Regions from separate parts of the Homo sapiens genome. Here regions 1 and 3 are each linked to region 2. Evidence: chromatin loops called from intact Hi-C (ENCODE). Cell type or tissue: IMR-90. All regions are shown on one strand. Each heading gives the region's core, and the rest is flanking DNA. Links, peaks and the distances in the headings are about the cores only.

Region 1 (8,000 bases), core at 1-8,000, 59 kb after region 2:
GCTTCTGCTTAAAGCTCATTCCCAAGGCCTTAATCTGAAAGCATATCCAATGTCCTACAACACGGCCCCTGACCTCTGAAGCCACAGAGAAGAGTAATGGCTCCATATAGCTGCCCTTGTTGCTATGGAAACACAGGGGCAATGGGCGGCATCCCTGCTAGTCCTCCTTTTAAGGAGGGCTGAAATATGCCTCTTACCAGTTCCCAAGGAAAAAGGTGTCGGGGCCTGAACAGCGGATCTGCAGGGGTACCCAAGAGCAGCTGACCCTCAGCAAGGCTCCCACCCCAGCAGGTCAGCAAACAACTGCCTGTGTTTTTTATAAATAAAGTTTTATTGAAACACAGCCATACCTGTCCATTTGTGTATTGTCCATGGCTGCTTTCCTGATACAATAGCAGAGTGAATAGTTGCAATAGAAACTTTCTGGTCTGAAAAGCTTAAAATATTTCTATCCAGCCCTTTAAGAAAATGTATGCAGACCCCTGCTCTGCTGGAGTGTGAGTTAAAAGGCCTCCTCCTCTGGGACTGGGTTAGTTGCTTCTGTCCTCACCATCCATATACGACTTAGTGATGGCCTGGAGAAGAAGGTGCCCCTAGGACTGGGCGTGGTGGCTCACACCTGTAATCCCAGTACTTTGGGAGGCCGAGGCAGGTGAATCACTTGAGGTGAGGAGTTTGAGACCAGCCTGGTCAACATGGCAAAACCCCATCTCTACCAATAACACACACACACAAAAAATAGCTAGGGGTGGTGGTGCACACCTGTAGTCTCAGCTAACTCAGAAATCTGAGGCAGGAGAATTGCTTGAACCTGGGAGGCGGAGGTTGCAGTGAGCTGAGATTGCACCAATGTATTCCAGCCTGGGGGGAGAGTGAAACTGGCTCTCAAAAAAAAAAAAAAAAAAAAAAGATGCTCCTCTAGCCTCTGCTCCATTGCTCCTAGCAGTAAGCACGAATTTCTCCTATTTGTTGGAGGCTCTGACACTAAGACACCTTGTGGCCATTCTGTAAGCTGAGTACTGCTATGACTTTCATTTTGCAGATGGGAAACTAAGCACCCATGAACAAGTGACTTGCCCAGGGTCACCCAGCTAGTTGGCGGTGAAGCTGGAATTCAAACCAGGCAGATCACAGACCCCACACTCTGGGCTACCAGGGACATGATCCACTTCCAAGAAATTGTATGATCCTTATTACACCCATCACCCAAAACCCTTAAGTACTGCAAGCTGACACTGAACCACAAGATCTGGCCCCTCCCACCCAGCTAAATGAATCTGCTAGAGGTGTGTGACCTCCAAATTGCAATCTTCAGGCTGGCTAGTGGCCTATTGTGTTGCAGGAAGTCATATAGAGACAGTAAGCAGCAGCCACGAAGCACGTGGAGTCTGAGGCTGCAGGAGCTGGGAGGTAACAAGGTAGGAAGAAGGAAAAAGAACCAAGAAAAAAACAGCTGACCAGTCCATATTGGGTCACAGGGCGGCTACTGGTTGTACACAGGAACTGCTTTTATATCCTGACCTATAAATGAGGGCCTTCTGCTTCTGGTCTTTCTTATTCTCCACAGATACCTACAAAAAAAATCCCCTTCAGTTGGTACCTAGAGTACATCTTTATTCTTGTAACCTAAACAAAACCTGCTGATGTTCCTCTTTTCCCTTTTTTTCTATCCAGAGGCCCTTGAAGAGTCCCAAGCAGCCTCTCAGGCGCATTTTCTGAGCTCTTACCATGAGCCAGGCACCACAGTAAGTTATTCACAGGTATTACTTATAGGGTACTGACAATTGGATGTATTTATCTTGCCATTTTATAGAACGAGGAGCCAACGCTTGTTGTGATACATTCTTCACTATGGATCACGTGCTAGGTGCCATGCTAAGCCCTTGGATGCAGTACCTCACTTAACTCCTGGAAATAATTTCCAACGTAGGCACTACTGTTCGCCCACCTTACAGAAAAGGGTGGAAAATAAGGTTGGGGATGTCGAGTAATTTGCACAAATTCATGTTGGGGAGGCAGCGAACTTGCATCTGCCTGATTCTAAAATCTGCTATTGTATCACGCCTCTTGTGTTTTGCTGAGAAGTAAATCAAGAAGCATTCAGTTCCCCTGCAGTGGAATAATGGGTATCACCATCTTTGCTCATATTAGCGTCTGTCGGGATGGAGCTGATGGGGCAGGGGTGGCATTCAATAAAGCTATGAAAAATCATTTCTGTTCCATTCCTTCTAGGGATGTGTTAGGATTGTATGTCCCTATCCCTTGTATATTAGGCACAGACAGGAAACATGCTATGGCCAAGAGCAGTGACTGGAACCCATAAGGTGTCATTCCCTGGATACCACAATATCCAGCCACACTCCTGCTGGTGGAGGTCATGCATCCCTGAGTGAGGCCCATGTGGAGTAGAGACTCTACCAACCCTCAGTGTGCAGAAATTGACCCCTGCTGCTTTGAGTCACTGAGATTTGGGGGATCTGTGTTACTGTAGCATGGTCTAACTCATCCCGATTAATCCAGGAGCTAACCTGATCTCCTTTCTTCCTTTGAGCTGAGTCAGGTACAGGAGCCAATTTTTTTCTCCCTCCAACAGACAGAAACATCTATTGACGACTCCCATGCTCCAAGAACATAAATTTAAATTCTGTCCCTAAGCCCATTTTCTAGAAGTTTCTAGAAATGTCTAAAGGGCAGGGAGTAAGCCAGAAGAGCTACTGCCCTGATGGACATCTTCGTTTTCTCTCTTCAGACATATCCTAAGTGTCATTCTGGGGCCCTTCTCTTTCCTTGTTATCAGCAAGTTTCCCCGCCACACAACAGAAAACCTCCACAAACCCCCATTTCAAAAGCTCCTGTTCTCCATCACTTTCTGGCTGAACTTTGCCAAGCAAAACCAGACAGAAAACACTGCGATCATCTCCCTCCACCCCCCACGGCCAATGAAGCTAATCTGACAATCAGAGAATGGCCAATTCCTCTGGCTAATGTGTAATATCAGGAAGAGGCACCACCATTGATTCTGATGGGACTCATGATTAATACCCGCTCTCTACTCAAGACAGGCCACCACAATGGCGATGATTAGCTTGTGGTGGCCCTGTGAACTTCTGCCTGGCCCCAGATGCTACTCAGCTGCCATGGGAACCCAAAAGATTTGAGTATAAGAGGGAAGGAAAATATTTTGTCTTCTGGAACAAAAGGGCTCACAGATACTAGATCGCTTCCAGAAAAGTCAGAGAGAGGCGCAGTCAGCGAGAATTGGAGGCCTGAGAATTTCTGTCCCTCAGAGTCACTGTCATTTTCTATAGTGACTGCGGCGTTCTCTCTGGCTTCCCCCCTTCAATTCATTTTTTTCTTTTCTTTTCTTTTTTGAGATGGAGTTTCACTCTTGTCACCTAGGCTGGAGTGCAACGGCGCCATCTTGGCTCACTGTAACCTCCGCCTCCCAGGTTCAAGTGATTCTCCTGCCTCAGCCTCCTGAGTAGCTGGGATTACAGGTGTGTGCTACCACGCCCGGCTAATTTTTGTATTTTTAGTAGAGACGGGTTTTCACCATGTTGGCCAGGCTGGTCTCGAACTCCTGACCTCAGGTGATCCACCCACATCAACCTCCAAAAGTGCTGGGACTACTATGATAATAACACTTAACATGAGATCTACCCTCTGAACCAATTTTTAAGTGTGTATTATTGTTGACTATGCAGCTATAGTCAACACTATAGTACTATATGCAACATACAGCAAATTGTTGTATATTGTTGCATGTACTACTATATTGTTGGCTATAGTACTGCACAGCAGGTCTCTATGGCTTCTTCATTGTGCATGCATGATTGAGATGTTATGCCTGTCCATCAGCAACTCCCCATGCTCCTCCCCAATCCCCCAACTCCTGGCAACTACTACTTCACTCTCTGGTTCTAGGATTCGGACTATTTTCGATAGCTGATAGAAGCAGAATAAACACGTGTACTATCTGTCCTTCTGTGACTGGTTTCTTTCAGTTAGCATAATGTCCTCAGAGTTCATCCATGTTGCTGTATGTTGCAGGATTTTCTTCTTTTTGAAGCTAACATCCATTGTGTGTATATGCCACATTTTCTTTATCCAGCCATCCAAGGATGGACATGACATATCACTTCATGTTCCCCCTAACTCTTCATCTGACTGCCAAGGGGCAAACAGATTTTGGCTTTTCTGTCCTTTCTGTGGAGACTCAAGATCCAGAAAGCCAAACCCAGGATCCCTTCCCTTCACAAAACCAATCTTGGGAGGTCTCCAGGCAGACCCATAAAAAATAACCATCATATGCCCAGCACCCAAGTGGCCCATGCTCTGTGTCCTTTGAATCTTCTTGAAAACTCACCAAAACAGACAGTATTAGTACTCCTTAAGAGGAGGAAACTAACATAGAGAGAGGTTAAATAACTTGACCGAGGCTACACTGCTAGTAATGAAGTGATTCAAACTCTCTGTGTCTCAGTTTCCTCATTTAAAACATTGGGATGATAACACCTTGGTATCCATGGGGATGATAATAATATCCATCTCAGGCCGGGCACAGTGGCTCACACCTGTAATCCCAGCACTTTGGGAGGCTGAGGCGGTCGGATCATGAAGTCCGGAGATCGAGACCATCCTGGCTAACACTGTGAAACCCCGTCTCTACTAAAAATACAAAAAATTAGCTGGGCGTGGTGGCACGCACCTGTAGTCCCAGCTACTCAGGAGGCTGAGGCAGGAGAATCGCTTGAACCCAGGAGATGGAGGTTGCAGTGAGCCAAGATCGTGCCCTGCACTGCAGCCTGGGTGACAGAGTGAGACTCTGTCTCAAAACAAACAAACAACACCTCACCTCTTGGGTAATTCAGTGAGGAAGAGTGTATGTAAAACTACTAGAATATGCCCACCACACAAAGCTGGAAGAAGAATGAGCAGTAAACCAGACTGGGGAACTCTACCAATTAACACTCTCTCTCCCCTGACAGTCTCTGCCTAGAGGACAGATGGGTTATTATTTCGCAATTGTGATCAACTGGCATCATCTTCTCTACTCTTCATCAATCCAACTCTCTCACCTTGAGTTATTTATGCTAATGCAACCCTTTGACTTACTTTATTTTAATGTACTTATTACAATGATTGCACATTCAAATGTTTGTGTGCAAGCTCCAAAACTCTAATTGCTCTGCTGTTGCCTTACCTCTAAGCTGCTGCTAGAATCCATTTTTATTCTGGAGAAATAATTAAATGCAATAATGTCCTCCATTCCCATTCAACCTTGGGCATGTTTAGAGTCAATTTCAATCAGGTAGAAATATGCTAAACATAATATGGCTCCGAGAAGCAGGTTACCTGACCCACGCTGCTGCTGCAAAGACACGTGGGTCTGTTTCCATTTTTCCCAGGTTCTCTTGGTTCAGGATGAATCAATACTTAGTCTACTGAATCCTGGCCCCTTGCTCCCATTTCTGAGGGGTGGGGGTGGGTTGCCGTGATTTTTAAACTATCCACCTTTGCTCTTATTGTTTATGTAGGAGAAGACCTGGGTACTAGTATTGCATTAGCTGATGTCCAATTTTCTTATCTGTAAAATGATGTGTCCCGAATGTGTGTTACTAACCATTCTGAGTTAGTTATTAATCAATATATTCAATGAACAAAATTCTGCCACTTCAGCTCATTAAAACAATTCGATGGACCTTAAGAGACCAGGAACTGAGGACAAAATGGAAGCTTCAAAGCGCATCCCGTCTGCAGCCCTATCCCTCTATTATCGTCTATAGCAGCACACTGAGATTCAGAGGTCTGGACTCAGGAAGAAGTGAGTTTGATTCCTCCCTTCTCCATTTGCTGGGGTTCTTCAAGCTGGGACAGAACATTTCGCCTCTCTTTGCCTCAGTTTCCTCATCCATCCCAGAGAGCCGAAGATGGCACCTACTTCCCAGGGACTGAATCGATCAAGCATAGAAGATAGTGCCTGACACGTCCAAAGTGCTTAAGAAACACGTATGTCTTAGGTTCCGTTCCAAGCCTGTTGCATGTACTAACTCATTTAATCTCCATGATGAGCTGATAAAGAAGACGCTATATTTTCTACCCATTTTTCAGATTGGAACATTAAGGTTCAGGGAGGTTAAATGACTAAGTCCACACACCTAGGAAACAGAGGAGCCAGGATTTGAACCCAGGCTGTCTAGGTCTGGAGGTCATGCCTTTCAATACCCCACTGCCTCTCCGCAGCTATTAGGAATAGGGACAGGGCCAAAGGGAAACCCCAGCCAGGTGCACTGCTCACACATGAGGGCGCCTGGCCCACCCGCTCATCGTGATCAGTTTACGGCTTCCTTTTGTGCCATGTGCACGCACAGCCGGCTGGGTAGTTATTTGGTGTTGAACTCAGTGTCCGAGGCTTCGTTCCAATCACCAAGGCTACCAAGGCCACTGGGAGGGACAAACAGGGAGAGGCCTGCACCTGCTTCCAAAAGGACCTCCGTGCCAGGGTAGGCGAACGGTGGAAGCACAGTGTGTGTGGCTGTACCAATTAGAACATGCAATTACCCAGGCTGCCAATGCAAATAGACCTAACAGAGGCCCCTCGTCCAGCTCATCTGCATGCACAAAAGGTGGCTGGCCAGCACTTAGAAACCCGTGGACCACGCTGGACGCAGGCAGGCCCTGCTTTAACAGAACCCTAAGTAAAAAGCCCTTTGCAATGTAGCATCATGTTAATGGGATGCAAAACAGCACAGGGTGAGGCAGGAAGGAGTGAGACTGATAGGGCTGGGTTGGAATCCAGTCTCTGCTCCTTAACTCTGAGACGGAGGGCAAGAGGTTTAACCTCTCAGAGCCTCATTTTTCTCATCTACAAAAGAAGGGGGTAAGAAGACCTACTTTGCAAATGTAAGGTGGGGATTAACTAATATGTCATGCACATATAATTCTATTTAACAAAACAACATTGGGTGAGAGGCTTGATACATGTTAAGCACTCAAGTGGCAGCAGGATGATATTTTAAGCTAGCGCCTTGTCACTTGATGAGCAAGTCTGAGTCTTTTGTTTGTTTGTTTGAGACGGAGTCTCGCTCTGTCGCCCAGGCTGGAGTGCAGTGGTGCGATCACGCTCATCGCAAGCTCCGCCTCCCGGGTTCACGCCATTCTCCTGCCTCAGCCTCCCGAGTAGCTGGGACTACAGGCGCCCGCCACCAAGCCCGGCTAATATTTTTTGTATTTTTTAGTAGAGACGGGGTTTCACCATGTTAGCCAGGATGGTCTCAATCTCCTGACCTCATGATCCGCCCGCCTCAGCCTCCCAAAGTGCTGGGATTACAGGCGTGAGCCACCACGCCCGGCCAAGACTGAGACTTTTTGGAAAGGCAGAGTGTTGAGGCACAGTGGGTTGAAATCTGGACCCTGGCCTTTGCTCACTGTGTGGCCCAGGGCACAGTGCCTAACTTTGTCTGCCTCAGTTTCCTTCTCTGTAAAATGGGGACAATAATGAGTACCCAATCTAATGAGGCTGTTATGAGAATTAAGAGTCAATGAATTTAAAACACTTAATACCTAGAACTTAATAAATATTAGGTATAATTTATTAAAATAGAATTAATGATTGCAATGGTGACTTAAAGTGGTTCTTAAAGTGTGGTCTGGGAACTGTTGGGGGTCCCTGAGGCCTTCTCAGGGGATCTTTAATGACAAACTATTTTCACGATAATATAAAGACATTATTTTCCTTTCTCGCTTACTCTCTCATGAGTGTACAGTGGAGTTTTCCAGAAACTCCACTGCACGTCATACTGCATCAGAAATCAGAAGCAAATGTGAGAATCTAGCTATCTTCTATTAAGCCAGGTGTTACAGAGATTTGCAAAAAATGTAAAACAGTGCCTCCCTTCTTCCTAAATTTGTTTTCGTTGGGGAAAAATATGCATACTTTTCATAAATATATTTTATATACACAAGTAATAGGTTATTATGACTGTTTTTAAGTGAATTAA
Region 2 (8,000 bases), core at 1-8,000:
ACCTTTTGTGGCATCATCCTCCTCTCCTCTATTCTTAGTCCATATGGGTGGGGAAGACCTAACTTCATCATCAATTTCAGGGGTGGACCTACAGCTTAGGCCTGGCCAATGGGAATGCTGATTCTCCATAGCCACAGTATTGTTTAGAGATGAACATATGACTCAACCAAGTTAATTAACCAATAAGACAGAATGCTAGACTTTTGTTAGAACTACTACATAAGAGAGGTTATCTTTTTTTTTTTTTTTTTGAGACGGAGTCTTACTCTGTTGCCCAGGCTGCAGTGCAGTGGTGCGATCTTGGCTCATTGCAACCTCCACCTCTCAGGTTCAAGTGATTTTCCTGCCTGAGCCTCCTGAGTAGCTGAGATTACAGGCACGCAACACCATGCCTAGCTAATTTTTGTGTTTTTAGTAGAGATGGGGTTTCATCATGTTGGCCAGGCTGGTCTCGGAACTCCTGACCTCAGGTGATCTGCCTACCTTGGCCTCCCAAAGTGCTGGGATTACAGACGTGAGCCACTGTGCCCGGTGAGAGGTTCTTTTTCTGTTACACAGGAGACTAGAAGATTCTATGAGCCTTTCTGTTCCCACACGGAGAGAGGTTGCCTGAGAAGAAAACTAATGTGGAGTACATTGCCAAGGGGGGATGAGGGTCCAGGTGCTTGTGGCCTGCCTTGAGCTCCTGCATCAGTAAGGCTACAGATCACCCACTGTCATCTATCATGTTCTTTTAAATCCAAATCCTATACCACATCCACTTGGATAAATAGTCCCAGACATATTTTATTCCGAAAATCAGCCTCAAAGACTCCTCTCTTTCTTTCTCTTGCTTCAGATAAAAACACAGCTTCCTAGTTTAGTTTATTACAATCCCAACTAGAAATCTCCTAGCTTTCCTCAGCCTGATTTCACTTGGGTCCAACCCAATTTCTTAAGAGTTCTGGGTTTATGGGACCCAGGACATTGTCAGGGTAGTAGCTGCAAGTGTCCCAGCATCTAAACCGGGAGAACTGAGATGGAGACTGTGGGGCTGGGGGATTAGGACATCGGGAGTCTAAGCTGTCATCAGAAGGCTGAATGGTTGCTGAATGAACGAGGCTCTTTCTACGTAGTTCCAGGAGACAAGACAAGATTGACGTAGATAATATCCAAATCACACTACACAGCCTCTATGGCTGGTGTGATCTAACTACTCAGATCTCTCTGCCCTCGATTGGTGGGTCTCACATTCCATCTTGTCCTCTGGCCTTCTTTCTCTTCCTCAAACAAGCTCATTTCTGCCTTAGGACCTTCTCCCTGGCTTCTTGTGATCTGGAACGCCCTCTCCCCAGATCTCTGCGTGGCTGCATCTTCTTGTCATTAGTTCACAGTCCAAAAAGGGGACTCACCACCACCTCTTTTACTCTCTTTCACCTCACCCGCACCTCTTTTACTCTCTTTCACCTCACCGGATTTCAACTTTCTTCATAGCATGTAACACTGTCTGCAATTGTTTATCTGTTTACTTGCTTATTATCTGAACACACCACTAGAACATTAGCTCCAAGAGATGAGGGGCTATTTTGGCCTTGTTTACCACAGAATCTGCAACACTTGAACAGTATCTGACACACATCTGGTTCTCGGTGAAACAAAAGTTACAGGAAGGCACATTTGGGATCAGTAAAATAACAATACCTTTTATTGAGCATTGACCAGCCCTTGACGTTCATTAGATAATTTAATCCTCGTAATGATCCTACAAAGTAATGCTATTATCCCCGCTTTCCAAATGAGGAAACCACAGCTTAGAAGAGGCCAAGGGATTGGCTCAAGGTCACACTGCTTTAATTAGTTAAGCTGAGATTCAAACACAGGTCTGATTCCAAAGATCATGCCCTGAACCACTAATACACACCATATGATCATACCTAGAGTTTGGAAGGAAAAGTTTATAACAATTGCTTTTAGTTGCTTGTTGCTAACCAAATACTTTGTAAGTTAGTTATTGCAGGCAGGTAGGCATGCATTTAAGGACTAACATAGGTATTCCAGTATTTCTGTATTAGATGAGATGCTGATTCTAGGTGATTAATAAGGCTGTATCTTTTCATCCATCCATCTATTCCTCCACCCATCCACCCATTAATTTATTCATCGATCGAAATCCAACCACTCATCCATTCATCCATCCACCATTCCACCCATTTATCCATTTATTTGTCCATCCAAATCCAACCACTAATCTGTCCATCCATCTACCCACCCATTCATCCATCCCTCCACCCATCCACCCATTCATCCATTTATTCATCCATCTAAATCCAACCACTTATCTGTCCATCCATCCACCCACTCATCCATCCCTCCACCCATCCACCCATTCGTTCATGCATTTATTCATCCATCCAAGTCCAACCATTCATCCATTGCTCCACCCATTCATCCATACATCCATTTATTCATCCATCCAAATCTAACTACTCATCTGTCCACTCATCCATATCTAACCATTCATCCATCCAAGCATACAGCAAACCCTCCAACTATGCATCCAGCAAAGCCTCCAAGAGCTTATCATCCCAAACACCATCCATCCACTTAAGGTGTATGGGGCCTTTGAGATTAACCCTTGCTTTTCCCTGTAGCCATGAACATCTTTTGCCATAGTTTTTGAATGAGCAAATTAATGAATGTGTTCTGAAGAAGAGTGGCTGCTCTGATCCAGAGGAGCTGGTGTTTCTTAAGTGCCTCCTATGCATCCATTGTTATTTGACCCTGGGAAGAATGCGTTATCATCCTCTGAGGCTCAGAGAGGTCAGCACATTTCCCAGGTCACACAGTGAGTGAGGACAGAGGTGGGAGGGGAAGCTGAGTGTTGCCGAGTCCAAAGCCAGCCCTGATATTTCCACTTGCTCTCTGCAGAAGTGGAGATTTGCGATATAGAGGATAGGTGTAAGGACTCTATGCTGGTCTTTAAAAAGGGCTTGGATGTTGATGCTGAGGTCTTTTACAACTTCTCTTTAGAGTTTTAAAAGGCAGAACAGATTTACAGACAGACACAGACATGGATGCTTTTCTTTTGGAGAAAGGGCAGAGTCCTGTGAAATCAAAGACAAATCACTCCAGCAAGAGAGCTCCCTTGGCTTAAATATAAAGTCATCTTTGGGTCAGACAGTTAGTCTGGGGAGCTGCAAAGAGAATGGGGAACAAAAAACCCAGAGCTCTTCTGAGTACAGCTATTCTGGGGAAGGGGTGGGTGGGAAGGAACAAAAATATCTAAAGAAAGGAGACATGCAGAGAAGGAGAAATAGAGATGCGGATGGGGATGGGGGGCAGAGGGGGAAGACAGCGAGTCAGGAGAAAGATCAACCATTTACTGAGTGCCTACTATGTGTTAAGCAATTTCTGTGCATGATTTTATTCATTTCTATCAAAACTGCTATGAAAACAGAGCTATTATCTTTCTATTGTAGGCACAAGGAAGCTGAGGCTTGGAGAGGTCCCAGTTATAAAGTAGCTGAGCTGAGAATGGAGTGAGTCTGTGATCCCAGAGCCCTGTCATGGTCACCATGCTCAATCAAACTGTCCTCATTTCAAAAAGAGGAAAATCCGTCCCTAGAGGAAATGTGTCAGCTTTCAGCTGCAGGACAGATATAACAATGACATGTGGTCAGAGCTATGTGGGTCTTTATGAACACGGAACTCTTTGAAAGACCAAAACCCAAACAGTGCCCAGCTCCAAAAAAAAAAAAAAAAAAAAAAAAGAATTTAACAATGTAATCAGATTCCCATGGCACAAAACAGAAAATAAGTGGAAAAATCAGAGTGATTAGAGGCAGCAGGAGAAGCTGACTTCAGATGAATGTTAACAAGCCAGGTTTATCGAGAGAGAATATCAAGTATATTTTTGCAGTGCAGGTGTGAAGGCTGAGGATGATGGGGGGTCCCGGAGAGCTCCCCCAGTAGATAGCTGTGCTGTGTTAGTTCTGTTACTCAAATTCCCTATTTCTTAGCAGCATTGTGGGTCAAACGAGGACTATGTAATCCTTGGGCTCCAAAGACATAGCAGAGATGAAGGTGCTTTGCAAGGGTCAACATGCTGTTCCACTGTTGTGGTGCTGGCAAAGATCATGTTAGCAGTGTCCTGCAATAATGATTTGGGAGGAGAAAGCAAGGTGCAGGGGTTTAGAACATGACCTGTGGTCAGGCAGATGTGAATGACCTTGGACCTTTTATGCAATCTCTCCAAGCCTTAGTATTCTGATCTGTAAAATGGGTATGTATAATCACAGAATCCACCCCACATGGACATTCACATCCAGAAGAGAGAGCACAGTGCCTGGCATCTAGCAAATCCTCAATAAATTATACTGTCATAGCCATCATTTCTATGTGGCTGCTCATCCACGATGATCAGGATTTAACCAACAGGCCCAGCTCCAGAGTTCTACCTCAAAGCTGCACTGACTCCCAGGGCTGTGTGTACTCTAGAGCCTGCTGCTTGTAAATAAACATCTACAACCGGAATTTCCCTCTGCAGCGTATGCCCAGACCACAATTAATAACAAATGTGAAGGAGCTGCTTGACTGGAATAGTTACTCTACCAACAAAGCCCTCGATTCTATTTATACTCTGAAAGGGCTGCTTCCGGCTGCTGCAAGGGGCACTTTCTGACTTACTTCCAACTAAGAGGGTTAGTTGGGTCTTGGGAACACAGAGACATGGAAACAAGGTTGTATGCAAATGAGGCTTGGGTTAGGAAGCTCCCAGCTGGAGCCCAGCTTCTATGCTGCCTGGGAAGGTGTGACTGGGATTCAGAGCTGGGGTGTAGAATGCAACCTTGCACTGTGTGGATTTAGGAAAGACACCGCCCCTCTCTGATTGTCAGTTCTTCATTTACAAAGTGGGAAGAGAGGTCCATCTCTGACCCCGCTGGGTTCCAGGGTGATTCATGATCACAGATGAGGAAAAGTTTCACAGCGGCAGCAGGCGCGTTGCAGAGGAGCGGGATTCGTCTTACTGGGGGAGAAAACCTGCACGCTCAAGGTTCTTTGTTAGATCTGGGTGGGAGATGCCTTTATCCTAGTGGGAAATTTTAAAAGAGGTTTTCTGGTGATTAAACTTGGGAGCTGTCTGGTGCCCAGAAAGAATCCCCTGCTCTCGATGGGTTTAGAAAAGGCGGTGCTGTGTGGCGACAAGCATACTGGATAAAGAGCAACGAGGTGGATTCAAATTCCTGCTTCTGCTGTGAACCAGCCACGGGGGCCTGGGCAAGTCAATTTCTTTCCTTGGTCCTGTAGAATCTCAAAGACTAGTAACGCTATCAGATGCATGTCAAATACTTATCATGCTTGCGTCAAATACTTCTCATGGTGGCTTGCGTCTGTAATTCCAGCTACCCTGGAGGCTGAGGCAGAAGGACTGCTTGAGTCCAGGAGTTCGAGGCTGCAGTGAGCTACGATGGTGTCACTGCACTCTGGCCTGGGTGACAGAGTGAGACCCTGTCTCTAAAAATAAATAAATCAGAAATAAACAAACACTCATTATGGCCTAAGCACCAGTCAAATGTGATCTCATTATTTAATTGTCCCAAGGTCTCAGGAGGCAGGTGCCATGTTAGCAGTTGGTGCGAGAATGGAAACCACCACTTGGGTGTGCCAGACTCCAAAACCCCTATTTTGGAAAAACCCAAATGAGGGAGATGAAATTTCTGGATATTTCTGGAAATTTCTGAATCATCTGGAATTCTAACCCGATCCAGGAGTTAGCATTGCCACATAGAGAACTGTACTCCCTTGAGAGTCAGGTTGGTTTTCTTTTCTTTCTTTTTTTTTTTTTTTTTTTTTTGAGACAGAGTTTCACTCTTGTCACCTAGGCTGGAGTGCAATGGTGCAATCTTGGCTCACTGCAACATCTGCCTCCCAGGTTCAAGCAATTCTTCTGCCTCAGCCTCCTGAGTAGCTGGGATTATAGGCACCTGCCACCACGCCTGGCTAAATTTTTTGTATTTTTGATAGAGACAGGGTTTCACCGTGTTGGCTGGGTTGGTCTCGAACTCCTGACCTTAGGTGATCTAACTGTCTCAGCCTCCCATAGTGCTGGGATTACAGGCGTGAGCCACAGCGCCTAGCCCAGGTTGGTTCTCTTGATACCTGTCAGTTCGTTCCCTATGAGCCAAGGTCATGCTCTTATCTCTTGTAGGATGCCAGCCTTGCCCCTGGACCTGGTACAGAGCTAAGTTTGGGGGAGAGGCCTCAATGAATGATTTCTGACTGACAGATTTAGCCAGACAGCTTCATCCACATACAGGGTCCCGGTGGTGGGGATGAGGGGGCAAAGTTGAAGACTCAGGCCTGAGAGGTTGCCCATGGCTGTCTCCTCTCATCCAGCAAACTGGATGGAGGCTAGGCACCCCCACTTTTCCTTGAGGCTTTTGGGTGGTCTGTGGACCCTTGCTCAGCAGCACCAAGCCCTGCTGGGAGGAATCAGTCAACGGCCCAGACTGCTCTGCACCGCAGCTGCTGCTCATGCGGGGCCACCAGGTCCCCTCCCACCCAGCTTAATGAGAAGAGAGGGGTGGAGGGGATGTGAACTGGGGGTCATGGGGTCCACAGAGGGGAGCTGAAAGAACATAGGTCCAAGGATGAAGGTGGCCAAGCCAGCACCTGTCAGGTCTCAGGAGAAATGACCCTTCCTTGGGAAGCCCTCCCTGACTCTCTTCCCCATCCCTTCATTTAAAAAATATTTTTAATGACTTTTTTTTCTTTTTCTTTTTCAGAGATTGAGTCTTGCTTTGTAACCCAGGCTGGAGTGCAGTGGCATGATCATAGGTCACTGCCACCTCAAATTTCTGGGCTCAAGGGATCCTCACACCTCAGCCTCCCAAGTAGCTGGGACTATAGGTGACCACCACCATGTGGGCTAATTTTGAAATGTTTGGTAGAGACAGTGCCTTGCTATGCTGTCCAGGCTGGTCTCAAACTCCTGGGCTCAAGCAATCCTCCCTTAGCCTCCCAAAGTGCTGGTGTTATAGGTGTGAGCTACTGTGCCTGGCCCCCATCCCTTCTTTGAGTTCCCTGTCACAGCCCCTCTGAACATCCTGCACTTCTCTTTAAAAAAAAAAAAAAGTTGTAGTCCAAGATAATACATGCTGAGTATCCCTTATGTGAAATGCCTGGAACCAGAAGTGTTTCCAATTTTGAATTTTTTCAGATTTTGAAGTATCTGTGTATATGTAATGAGATATTTTGGGGAAGGGACCCAAGCCTAAACACAAAATCCATTTCTGTTTCATATACACTTTATACACATAGCCTGAAAGTAATTTTATACAATATTTTAAATAATTGTGTGCATTAATCAAAGTTGCATTAAGCATTTATGTATAGAATTTTCCGCTTGTAGCATTATGTGCCCAAAATGTTCTGGATTTCGGAGTACTTCAGATTTTGGATTTTTGAATTAAGGATGCTCTACATGGATAACATATAATTTACTATTTTAGCCTTTTTTGGTTCGAGATGGAATCTCACTGTCACCCAGGCTGGAGTGCTGTGGCACAATCTCGGCTCACTGCAACCTCCACCTCCCGGGTTCAAGCGATTCTCCTGCCTCAGCCTCCTGAGGAGCTGAGACTACAGGTGCCCACCACCACGCCCGGCTAATTTTTTTGTATTTTTAGTAGAGATGGGGTTTTGCCATGTCGGCCAGGCTGGTCTCAAACTCTTGACTGCAGGTGATCAGCCCACCTTGGCCTCCCAAAGTGCTGGGATTACAGGCATGAGACACATCTGGCCTATTTTAAGCATTTTTAAGTTTACAGTTTAGTATAATAAATATACTTACACTGTTGTGCAACTATTATCACCATCCATCTCCAGAACTCTTTTCATCTTGCAAAACTGAAACTTTCTATCCATTGAACAATAACTTCCCACTCTCCCCTCCTTCAGCTCCTGGAAAGCTTCATTCTACTTTCTGCCTCTATGAATTTGATAAGGAACCTCATGTAAGT
Region 3 (11,514 bases), core at 1,970-9,969, 370 kb after region 2:
ACCACTGAGGATGGTCCTAAATGGTGTATCAACATCTCGCTGGTAAGAATGTTCAAATGTTTAATTGAAAACAAACATGAGGCCAGGCGCTGTGGCTCATGCCTGTAATCCCAGCACTTTGGGAGGCAGAAGCGGGCAGATCATGAGGTCAGGAGTTCGAGACCAGCATGGCCAACATGGTGAAACTGTCTCTACTAAAAATACAAAAAAATTAGCCTGGCCTATTGGCATACCAATAATCCTAGCTACATGGGAGGCTGCGGCAGGAGAATTGCTTGAACCTGGAAGGTGGAGGTTGCAGTGGGCTGAGATCATGCCACTGCACTCCAGCCTGGGTGACAGAGCAAGACTGTATCAAAAAAAAAAAGAAAAGAAAAGAAAAGAAAACTAAGATATAAATATATTTGCACTCTGAGATCAAGGAGCAAAGAAAATTATCATGGTATTAGGGTGATAAAGAAGATATTATTGGCGAGGACAACCTTACTTTCCCCTCAAATCTAACCCTCCAGGTTTGGTTAGTCCAAACCCATAACTGCTCTTGGATCATCTCAAACCAGATTTCTTTCAAGTAATGCCAAACTGAATTAATTCTGGGTTTCTAGATGTTTGTTATACACCATGACAAAACCCACTTCCGATGCAAGAAGTATTTTTCTTCAAATAGCAGTTGAGCATGGCAAGCAAGTTGTGGCTGGAATCAGCCTGCTCCATACTGTGGGGCTTTATTAACAAACAGCCTTTCTTTAATTGACATTTCTTTCAAGGCAATTTGCAGAATAAAGATAAAAATTCTCTGTGCCAAATTATAACTCCTCCTGGAGGGAGACACAGTGGTCCCACTTATTCTTTCTTTTGTAGGGACTCCAGCAGACGTGAGCCTGTAATTGTGAAAGATGGCAAGAAATTTCTGCATCCTGGCAAGGGAGAGGATGGCCGGAATGAGAAGCCACAGTGGGATGAATTTGGAGGATAATCCAAGCAGTGTCAGTGAGAAGAGGGAGGCTCCAGCCTTGTTGCAGGTCAACTGCCAGGTGAGCCAAAAACTCAAAAACCAAACCAAACCAAAACAAAGCTACAAAGCAAAAAATGCTCTCTCTCTTTGCCTATAGAATGAATACTTAGAAGAGAGAGGAGAAGGAGAATTAAAAGGAAAGGGATGGAAGGAAGAAGAGTTATTGGATCTAAGGGACTGAAATATATCAACGAATTGTGCAAAATCCATTCTAGGTGTTCAATGTCAGTTACTCATCTGTTGCATGTGGTTTCAATTTCCTTTTAAATCCATATGTATTTGAAATGAAGCCAGACCAGGGTAGGATGAAGGGGAGCCTGCATCTCACTGCTTCCCTCAAAACAAAGTTTTGGATGTTTTTGGTCATTCCCTCTGGGTTCTCAGTGCCTGGTGGATTCCATCGACAATGGATGTTAAATCCATCCTCTGGGGAAAGGAAGTGCTTGCAGATATTGAACGTGGACCTCAGAGTCTCTAATGTGATGAGAGATTGCAACCAACTGGCTTCTGCCTTTTAAGAGGCCCTGAATCCAGGCCGTCTGGAAATTAAATAGGGAGCCCAGCTCACTGCTACAGCTTGTCAGTGTGATTGCCACCCACGATTGGCTCTGAGCATCTCTTCTAAAACATGCCAGCAACTGTGTCTTTATTTTGTTGATGCAAGTCCAGATGCTGGTTTGAAGGAGGTAAGCTTTGTTTCTGAGCCCCTATAGCGCACTCTTCACAGCATTCAGAAAGAGAACCAATGCCTTGGGTGTGATCTCCATGACCCTGCATGACCCAACCCCTTCATCACCTTTCTGACCTCACCTCCCCAACGTTCCCTCCATTCCAACCCCTCTGGCCTCCTCATAATCCCTTGAACATAGCAGACAGTCTCCCACCTCAGGGTCTCTGAACTTACTGTTTCCTCTGCTTGAAATTCTCCTCCTGCAGATACATGCACATCCTCAGATCTCACCTCGAAAATTACCTTCCCTGGCAGCCCTACATTTTTAAACTGCCCATGGCTTCCTAGCTCCCTGGTCTACTTTACTTTCTTCCCGCCTAAGCATTTATTCCTACTGAATGCAGTATATAAGTTACTGGTTTATCTTGTGCCTTATCTGTCTGTCTCTAATTACAATGAATGCTCCATGAAGGCAGAGCTTTGGTCTATTCCATTCTGTACTCAATCCCCAGTGCCTAGGACAGAGCCTGGGATATGGCAGGCCCATCACAAACATGTGTTAAATGAACTGATAAAGTAATAAACAGAAATGTGCATTTGGCAATTTGAAAAGCTGAAAGTGTGGCATAGTCTAAGTTGGGCAATCTATGGAGAATTGGGGCTAAAGTTAACTCGGTTTCATTTCCATAAGGACCCCCTACCCCACCCTGTACCTGTTATAATAGGCCCACACTCGTTTACAAGGAAGCCGGTGCCAGGAGCTCCCTGGGGATGGGATGCCTGTCTCCTGTTAGGTGGCAGCTTGACCAAAGCCACAGATGGTGCCCCAGGGCCATTTGCATCAACCTGGCATTCAAGGCCCTGCCCAGCCTGACATGGATCAGCCTTTATAGCTATGTTTCCAATAGTCTTCCATTTTGTATTCATTCACCCAACAACATGTGTCCAGTTTTATCTTAAATCATTCCAATTTGCATTCAACCCCATTAGATAGTCTTGCTTGGGAGAATAGTAAAAGAACATTTTTGTTTTTGCAACTCTTTTAGCTCAACTTTGTGGTCAGGAAGTTCCACAGATTCACGGGTTCAGCTTTCCCTCTCCAGGGCTTTCTCTACATCAAGGGCCCTTGAGTCAACTAAGAATGACTGAGTTTTCTTTGATGGCATTTGTTCAACATCACGCAAAGCATAATCCTGGAGTCCAGTAGAAGAAGTAGTATCTAGCCTGTCATTTAACCCACAATGCATAATTGGTATATCCACCATATAAACACATTAACACATACCCAAATATAACACACAGATATGCAAAAGCAAACACATACAATGTAAGAAATAAACATGTAAACACACACACAACTGTAGACACATATGAGTCAAACACCTGTAAACAAAATTTCTTGATCTAAATTCAGTGAAGCTTTCCATGTTGTTTAGACTGTCCTGGAAGATAACACTGAAAGGCACCAACAGCTTCTGCTTAAGGGATGAGATGTGGATTCTTTACCCTAATAGGTAGTTCTTTTCCTTTTTCTTTCCTTAGAATTGGCTGTTTTGACCAATCAAACTCTTGGCTTGGTTTTGTGTTGAAATGATCATAGCTCAACCTTAGACCAGGCTGTTCTGATATGCCCTTACTTTATCAAATTGTTAGCTAAGGATTATTATAGAGATTCTTTTAAGGAGAAGTGTTTGCATTGGGCATGTGCTGCGGGTATGCTGGGAAATAAGTATATTCTGGGCTCTGCTTTGAGAAGCAAAAGGTGATCATAGGTGGGGAAAAATCAAAGGAGGAACATTCTATAATCCTTTTTATTTTTTTGATCCTTGAACTCCTTGAAACTGGGATAAATGTTCTAAGGGCAGTTCCCCTGATAGTACAAAATTACCATAACTGATCTCACAAAGGAAGATAAATAAGAAAACACATTTGTTTCAAGGGAGCCAGGGAGAAGGTATCTTTTTACCTTCTTTCTCTCTCTAGCCTGTTGTATTCTCCCCCTGTTCTAGCTGTTTCTTGCTGGAAACAATCTCAAAAAGGCTTTCTCTATCCAGTATGGAATGATTTATCTTAGTCTTGGAATTCTGGGATAAAATGTGCATATATGCATACATGTGTACACACACACATACGCACATACACACATGGGACCTAAAGTTTCAGGAAAGGTTTTTATTTTATTTTTTAAATGAAAAGCAATGTGACACTACTTTCAAACTGGTTTATAAGAGGCACATCAATCCAGTTGTGAACTGAGAACTTTTTAAGGGAAGGAGAAATTGTTCCCGTTAAGCCCTAAAACAGTATTCTTTCCCATTGATCATCTAAACCAATTTGCTTTATATTGAATAGCTGTATTAGGAAAAAAAAGTCAGCTGTTGATACCCTCCAATGTCAGCTAGATGGATTTTTTTCCCTCAACATAAGGTGCAGTTGTAGTTTTCCTCAATCTCATAATTAAAAAAAGGTGATAAGCTATTTGTTCTGAATCAATTCACTTAGATTTTAAGGAGCATAATGGAACGTCTGTTGTTCCTGAAATAAACAGCACAATCTCGAGTACTCAGACAGCTTGCCTAAGGTGGTAGGAATACTATGTTTTTGTCCTACCAAGGTTCTTTACCCGGGGCTCCCTGACCCAGAAGACCTGTGCATAAAATTCAGGGCTGTGTGACTTGGATGGGGAAAATGTGCATATCAGTTTTAACTAATTTCCACCTCAAATGCAGCGTTTCAGTTAATTATGAATATAAGCAAAATTGACAGCAATATTAATGACTTTGCACCTATGGTAACCACAGATAGTTTATGTTAGATTACAGACTTCTTTTGTAAAATCGGATATAGTCTATTTCACATGCATTTAGAAACATCATTTTAAGAAGGGGGTCCTTGGGCTTCCTCAGACTGCAAAAGTCACCATGACCCTGTAAGTGTTAAGACCCCTTCTCCAGGAGACCTGGGTCATTAGTAAAGGTCATGATCCAGCACAGGCTGTGAAGGTGCATGGCATCCCATCACCAGGAAACTCTTTTTTTGTCGGGGGCCTTGAACCTTCTCACTCATCCAGCAAAATGCTCACTCTAATGCCCCAGGGTGGAATCTGTCATTACTGTATGTATTTAAGCTTCTTCAGATTAGCGGCAGAGGTGAAGGAGAAAGAGGAAAAAGAGATCACATACCACTCCTCCATCTCTTCACATATTTTAATTTAAATATGGAATCATACTCTATGTCAGTATTTTGTAAACTTTTCTTTTCTGTTTTTGAAACAGGGTCTTGCTCTGTTGCCCAAGCTGGAGTGCAGTGGTGCAATCATAGCTCACAGCAACCTCTCTCTCCCAGGTTCAAGGGGTCCTCTTACCTCAGCCTCCCAAGTAGCTGGGACAACAGACGTGTGCCATCACATCCAGCTAATATTTGTATGATTATGATTATGATTTCTTTATAGAGATGGGGACTCATCAGGCTGGTCTCAAACTCCTGGGCTCAAGTGATCCTCCCACCTAGGCCTCCCAAAGTGTTGGGATTAGAGGAGTGAGCCACCACGCCCAGCCTGAAATCTTTTTCTTCCTAATTTTTTAATTTTTTGAGACAGAGTCTCCCTCTGTTGCCCAGGCTGGAGTGCAGTGGTGTGATCTTGACTCACTGCAACCTCCACCTCCTGGGTTCAAGCCATTCTCCTGCCTCAGCCTCCCGAATAGCTGGGATTACAGTTACGCACCACTATGCCTGGCTAATTTTTATATTTTTACTAGAGACAGGGTTTCACCATGTTGGCCAGGATGGTCTCAAACTCCTGACTTCAAGTGATCTGCCCACCTCAGCCTCCCAAAGTGTTGGGATTATAGGTGTGAGCCACTGTGCCCAGCCTGTAATCTTTTTCTTCTTAATATTTTGATAGCACACCTTGATGGAGCTCTTTCTGTGTCCCAAGCAACATTCTAAGCGCTTGGCCTGTGTTATCTCATTTCCTTCTCACAACCACTCTTGGCAGGGGGTACTCTTCTGACCTCTCATAAATGTTGGCTAAATGAATAATAGCTGTCTCTTATTGAAGACTTACCATGTGCCAGGAGCTATTCTCAGAGTTCTGTACATGGTCTCATCTATTCTTCCCCAAAGCCCACAGCTAGGTTTTATTATTTTTACATTTTATAGATAAGGGAACTGAGGCACAGAGAGATTAAGCACCTTGCCCAAGATCACACAGCTGGTAGGTCACCAGTAGAAACCTCTGGATATCAGTGGAGACAGTCTGACTGCAGAGAGGTGTTGTTAACCAGCAGGCAGTCCCACCCTCTATGATGAACTTTTGTCATGGTGATTGTTTGAGCATGCTTTAGTTTGTAAGGTTGCCACATCATTCCTGGAATAGGAGATAGCTTTTTCTTTCGCATAGATGGATACTGAAATCACTCTATATCAGTATTTTGAAAAATTTTGGTGACTCTACCCTCACCATAGCATCATTTCTTGAGAAAAAGAAGAGAAATAAACGAAGCAGCAGCACGAGCAGTTTCTCTTCCTACTGGTCTGTAATCTGGCCACGACTTTAGGCTGTGGCTGAAATTCCTGACCTTAAATTCCAGCAGCCTCTGATTGAGGGCACCCACTCAGTCAAGCTCCCTTCTTGGAAACAGTCAAACGCCATCTAGTGACTGAATGCAGAATCGCATACTCCTTTCAGCCAGGAAGGGAGACCATGGAGGGGGAGCCAGGCTGGGTCAGGAAGAGGAAACCCTCTCTGGGCTGGTAAAGTTGAAAGCAAGGAAATCACTGAGCCCCGAGGAACTGCACCAGCATCTGGATAAAAACCCTTCAGTCTTCACTGTGAACACATCTGGTTAGTTGATGAAACTGTTTTCACAGTACATCTGGCTGGATAGATACAACCACACAGCCACCACCACAGGCTCGTATTAACTGAGCAGTTTCTTCCCAGCAAAACTAACTGCCTGGAAAAAAAACGCATGAACAAAACATATTTGTAATTTGTCAAATCTAAATAATACCAATAGCTCAGCGATTTGCTCTTTTGATCAAGACTGTTTTATGCTAGGAAGTGTGCTAAGTGTTTTACATACAGTGTCTCGTCTGCTCTTTTTTTCTTAACAGCTCTGAGAGCTAGAGATTAAATTATTCCTGTGATCAAACTGGAGCTCAGGAAAGCTAAGACATTGTCCAGGTTCCCACAGATGGTGTGTGACAGAGCTGGGAGCTGAATGCAGATCTTGCTGACTCCAAAGCTCAGACTCCAAAGCTCTGACTCCAAAGCGCACGCACCACACACACACACACACACACACACACACATTTAAAGATGCAGAATCTCATTATTTAGCTAAGCTACCCTCCGTGCAGCAAATATATCATCACAGTGAAAGTCTAGTGATAGTACTATAAAGACAAATTATATGTAGGCAGGAAAGAGAAGGCTAATATCCATTATTATCGTTACAGTGGATTTTTGGAGGATTTGACTTTTATCAAAAATATTGTTTTAAATCAACAAATACCAGGAAATTGAATCCAACAGCATATTAAAAGGATGATATGTCATAACCAAGTGGGATTTATTCTAGGAATGCAAGGGTGGTTCAACATAAGAAAATCAATCAATCTAATATGTCACATTAATAAAATAAACAAAAAATATATAATCATCTCAATTGATATAAAAAAGGGCATTTGAAGAAATACAACACCCTTTCAGGATAAAAATACTCAGAAAAGATAGAATAGAAGGGAACTTCCTCAACATGATAAAGGACATTTATTTTAAAAAACCCACAGCTGACATTGCACCTAAAGGTGAAAGACTAAAAGCTTTCCCCCTAAGATCAGGAACAAGACAAGAATGCCTCCTTTCACCAATGGTATTCAACACTGCACTGGAAATTCTATCCAGCGTAATTAAACAAGAAAAAGAAATAAAAGGCATCTAAATTGGAAAGTAAGAAGTAGAACTATCTCTGTTCACAGACGGCATGATCCTATATATAGAAAATCCCAAAGAATCTATAAAAAAGCCATTAGAGCTAATGAACAATTCAGCAAAGTTGCAAGTTACAAGATAAACATACAAAACCCAGTTATGTTTCTACACACCTGTAATGAACAATCCAAAAAGGAAATTAAGGGAGCAATCTCATTTACAACAGCATCTAAAAGAATAAAATGCCTGGCAACAAATTTATCCAAGGAAGTAAAGGACTTGTACACTGAAAACTCAAAACATTGCAGAAATAAATTAAAGAAGACTTAAATAAATGGAAGAACATCCAGTGTTCATGGATTGGAAGATGCAATATTGTTAAACTGTCAATACACTGAAAGTAATCTACAGATTGAATGCAATGCCTATTAAAATTGCAATGGCCTCTTTTTTTCTGTGGAAATGGAAAAGCTAGTCCTCAAATCCACATGGGATTACAAGAGACCCTGAGTAACTAAAACAATCTTAAAAAAAGACGAAAAAAGTTGAAGAACTCACACTTTCCTGTTTCAAAACTTACTACAAATCTGTAGTAATCAAAACAGCATGATACTGACATAAGGATAAACATATAGAAAAGTGGAATAAAAATGAGAGTCCAGATATATACATATATTTCTATTATTTATATATATCTCATATATATGTATCTCCTATATATATATCTCCTATATATATATCTCCTATATATATCTCCTATATATATATCTCCTATATATCTCTCCTATATATATCTCCTATATATATATCTCTCCTATATATATCTCCTATATATATATCTCCTATATATATATCTCCTATATATATCTCCTATATATATATCTCCTATATATATCTCCTATATATATATCTCCTATATATATATCTCCTATATGTATATCTCCTATATATATGTCTCCTATATATATATATATATATATCTCCAATTGATTTTTGGCAAGTGTGCTAAGTTTGTTCAGTCATTCAGTGGAGGAAAAAATAGTCTCAGTTGGTGAGGGAACAACTGAATTTCCACATGCACAAAAATGAATTTGGATCCCTACCTCACACCATATGAAGAATGAACTCAAAATAGATCAGTGACCTAGATTCAAAAGCTAAAATCATAAAACTCTTGGAAGAAAACAGAGGTAAATCTTTATGATTTTGGATTTGGCAATGGATTCTTAGACATGATACCAAAAGCACTAGCAAAAAAAAAGGAAAAATAAAGATAAATGTGTATATGTGTGCATGCATGTGTTTGTGGGTGTGTTTGCTTAGTCCAGAATTAGGGTAGTAGTAACAATGAGGACAATAACTTCTTAGAGCACCTTCATTCAGGAGTTGAATCACAGTTCAGTTATCAGACAATGCCAGGAAGAGCTATACATTTCTTTTGGTATATTGACATCTTAATATTATTAAGTCTTCCAGCCCATGAATACAGGATGTTTTTCCATTTATTTAGGATACTGAAACAGGAAAGAAGAACAGAGCTATTCGTGATCATACAGCTAACAAATGGAAAAATGACAATTGGAAATCAGGTTTTTAAACTCAAAGTTCATTTCTCTCTCCCAAGGAGTGCTAGGACAATTACTCATTTGTAATTTGTGACAATTCAGGCAAGGGCTGATCTCTAGTTTCCCCTGCTCTTGGGAAAATTTTCTCAAAGATGCTGTGAACACAGTGGGGAAAAGGTTGCAAAGAGAATGCTTAAACTGCTTATAACCAAATTGCTTTTAAGCAGCACTTTAGTAGAATCCATTTATATAATAAGAATGAATATGCTAACTGTGAGCCATTTTTGTGTATCCTTGAGGGATCTCTACAGGACAAGCCTCATTTGAATTATTCTCTTCCTTTAGTAAACATCCAGTACCTGGGATTTACTGATTTTTGGCACTGAGTCTGAATTGCTGAGATTTATTTTTTTTGTAAAGATGAAATTATTAAAGTAGAATGAGGATGGAACTATCATTTACTGAACACCTAGTAGGTGTTAGGATGCATCCTTACCATCCTTGAGTCCTCTAAGCTCCAGGAAAAGAAGCCTTTGTACCAGGCAAAGAAGCCTTTGTTCTCAGCTCATACCTAACATAAAGGAGGATTCACCTCTTCAGAAGATTACCCTCCACTGAAGACACACAAATTCCCCAATGTAATAATAAGAAATGGATATTGTACTGCAATCTTATGGTACTGAAGGGAGGTTTTACATCACACACCACGCAACATAAACATCTCCTTTAAAACTTCTTGTTTTTAATCCTCAAATCTTTTCTTTTTGCCAGTGGCTTCATTATTCACTCTCCTCTTACCCAAAAGAGCATCACAAAGAAATGTTTCCTATTGGCCTGAGCAATTCAATGGTGGTGCCCCTAGATTGTAAACAACCCTCAGGAGAGGAAAAAGTCCGGTTGTTAATTAAACAGATGATCAAAATTGTTTTTGTAGGGTGTGTATGCATGTGCATGTGCCTGTATGTGTGTGCTGGGTGGTTCTCATTTCATCTGGGTTCACTTTTGTTACCTTCTTTGCTCTTTAAAACAACCCCAAGAGATCATTTAGTCCCATTTTGTAGAAGAAAAGATTGCTGCACAGAATGATTTGGTACCACGTCTAAGGTTGCACAGTTTGTCAGTAGGGGAAGCCACAGTGCCATACAGACCTGATTCTAGTATTCATGATGCCAGAAACTGGTCCCAGAAATGAAAGGCTGTGGCTTTCTCGATTTTCATAGCAGTGGGTAAATTCTTCTTTCTACCACAATGGACCTTCTTCAACGGGCCCTGAGTAAGTGGTGGCCAACTATGTATTAGGGTATTCAAGAAATGTATAGTCTAAAGCAGGACTTAGCAAACTACAACTAGTGTGCCAGACCCAGCATGCCACAGGTAAATAAAGTTTCACTGGCTCACATTAGGCCCATAACTTTAGATAGTGTCTCTGGCTGCTCTTGCACTATAAGGGCAGTGTTGAGTAGCTGCAACAGTGATCCAATGGCCTCAAAGCCTACAGTGTTTTACTATCTAGACCTTAGTGAAAGAAGGATGCCAATCCTTGGTCTAGAGAGTCAACTGACAGATAAGTTGGAAATTGAAAATCAGAGCTTAAGTAGGTGGTAGGGGAGCACAGGAACCATGTAATTGCCAACAGGTAGACTTTGTTTAAAAACCACTCACAGTAATCAGCATCCTTCCATCTCCCAATTCTCCATATTGTTATTAGGACCTTGAAAATAACCAATTAATAAATCACTATATATTAATTACTTGCTGTATGCCATGCTCTGTCATATGTGCTGTGGATAGAGCTATGAGCAAAACAAAATAAAAAATGAGTGTGGAATATAGGAGGAACAGAAAGAAGGCTATTAATTGCTTAATTGATGTTACTGAGAGCCTGGAGCTCAATACCAGATGAGACTGCGAGGGAGGGAGGCAGGGGCCAGGATGTGGAAGACTGTGGGATTTTATTCCAGGTAAAACGGTAAGCCACTGAGAAATTCTAGGCAAAGTGGAGGTTGTCATTATCATATTTAATATGATCACTCTAACTGCTCTATGAAGATTGAATAATTGGAAGGTGAGGATGGGAGCATGGAGAATAAGGAGGAGGTTACTGCAGTTATTTAGGCAAGACGTGGAAGTAGCTTGACTAGCCTGATAACAGCAGAGACAGAGAGAACTGTTTAGATTTAGAATATGTTTAGGGTTAGAGCTAAGAGGACTCATGGATCATGAGGATGCATCTTAAAAAAGAAGCTCAAAGCTTGCTTCCAAAAGAACCAAGGAGAACGTCGCAAATTGTAAGATTTATTATGATTCTCACCTGCCCACACAGGCA

Evidence for each region. Peaks named below come from ENCODE experiments on the same cell type or tissue, not always from the same donor. Only the 100,000 strongest peaks of a DNase experiment are listed, where the experiment ranks them.
Region 1: it touches region 2 in a loop (3-fold over the local background); 5 of 110 quality-filtered maps call a loop at or near these places.
Region 3: a loop joins it to region 2, with 3 times the contacts of the local background. A loop is called at or near these places in 17 of 110 quality-filtered maps.

Annotation. Positions count from the first base shown.
Region 1 is chr16:17,260,355-17,268,354 of GRCh38, forward strand. All of the region lies in intron 2 of XYLT1 (xylosyltransferase 1), which reads right to left. Among named protein-coding and RNA genes, the nearest start is that of XYLT1, 210 kb to the right of the region's middle. RefSeq lists an enhancer at 5,964-6,835. In IMR-90, for the core only: no CTCF peak of the experiment used is centred there; no DNase peak of the experiment used is centred there.
Region 2 is chr16:17,201,242-17,209,241 of GRCh38, forward strand. All of the region lies in intron 3 of XYLT1 (xylosyltransferase 1), which reads right to left. Among named protein-coding and RNA genes, the nearest start is that of XYLT1, 270 kb to the right of the region's middle. In IMR-90, for the core only: no CTCF peak of the experiment used is centred there; a DNase peak (open chromatin) is centred at 4,500.
Region 3 is chr16:17,573,126-17,584,639 of GRCh38, forward strand. No RefSeq gene overlaps it. Among named protein-coding and RNA genes, the nearest start is that of XYLT1, 110 kb to the left of the region's middle. RefSeq lists an enhancer at 5,736-6,237. In IMR-90, for the core only: a CTCF peak has its summit at 6,338 (motif pointing left); a DNase peak (open chromatin) is centred at 6,306.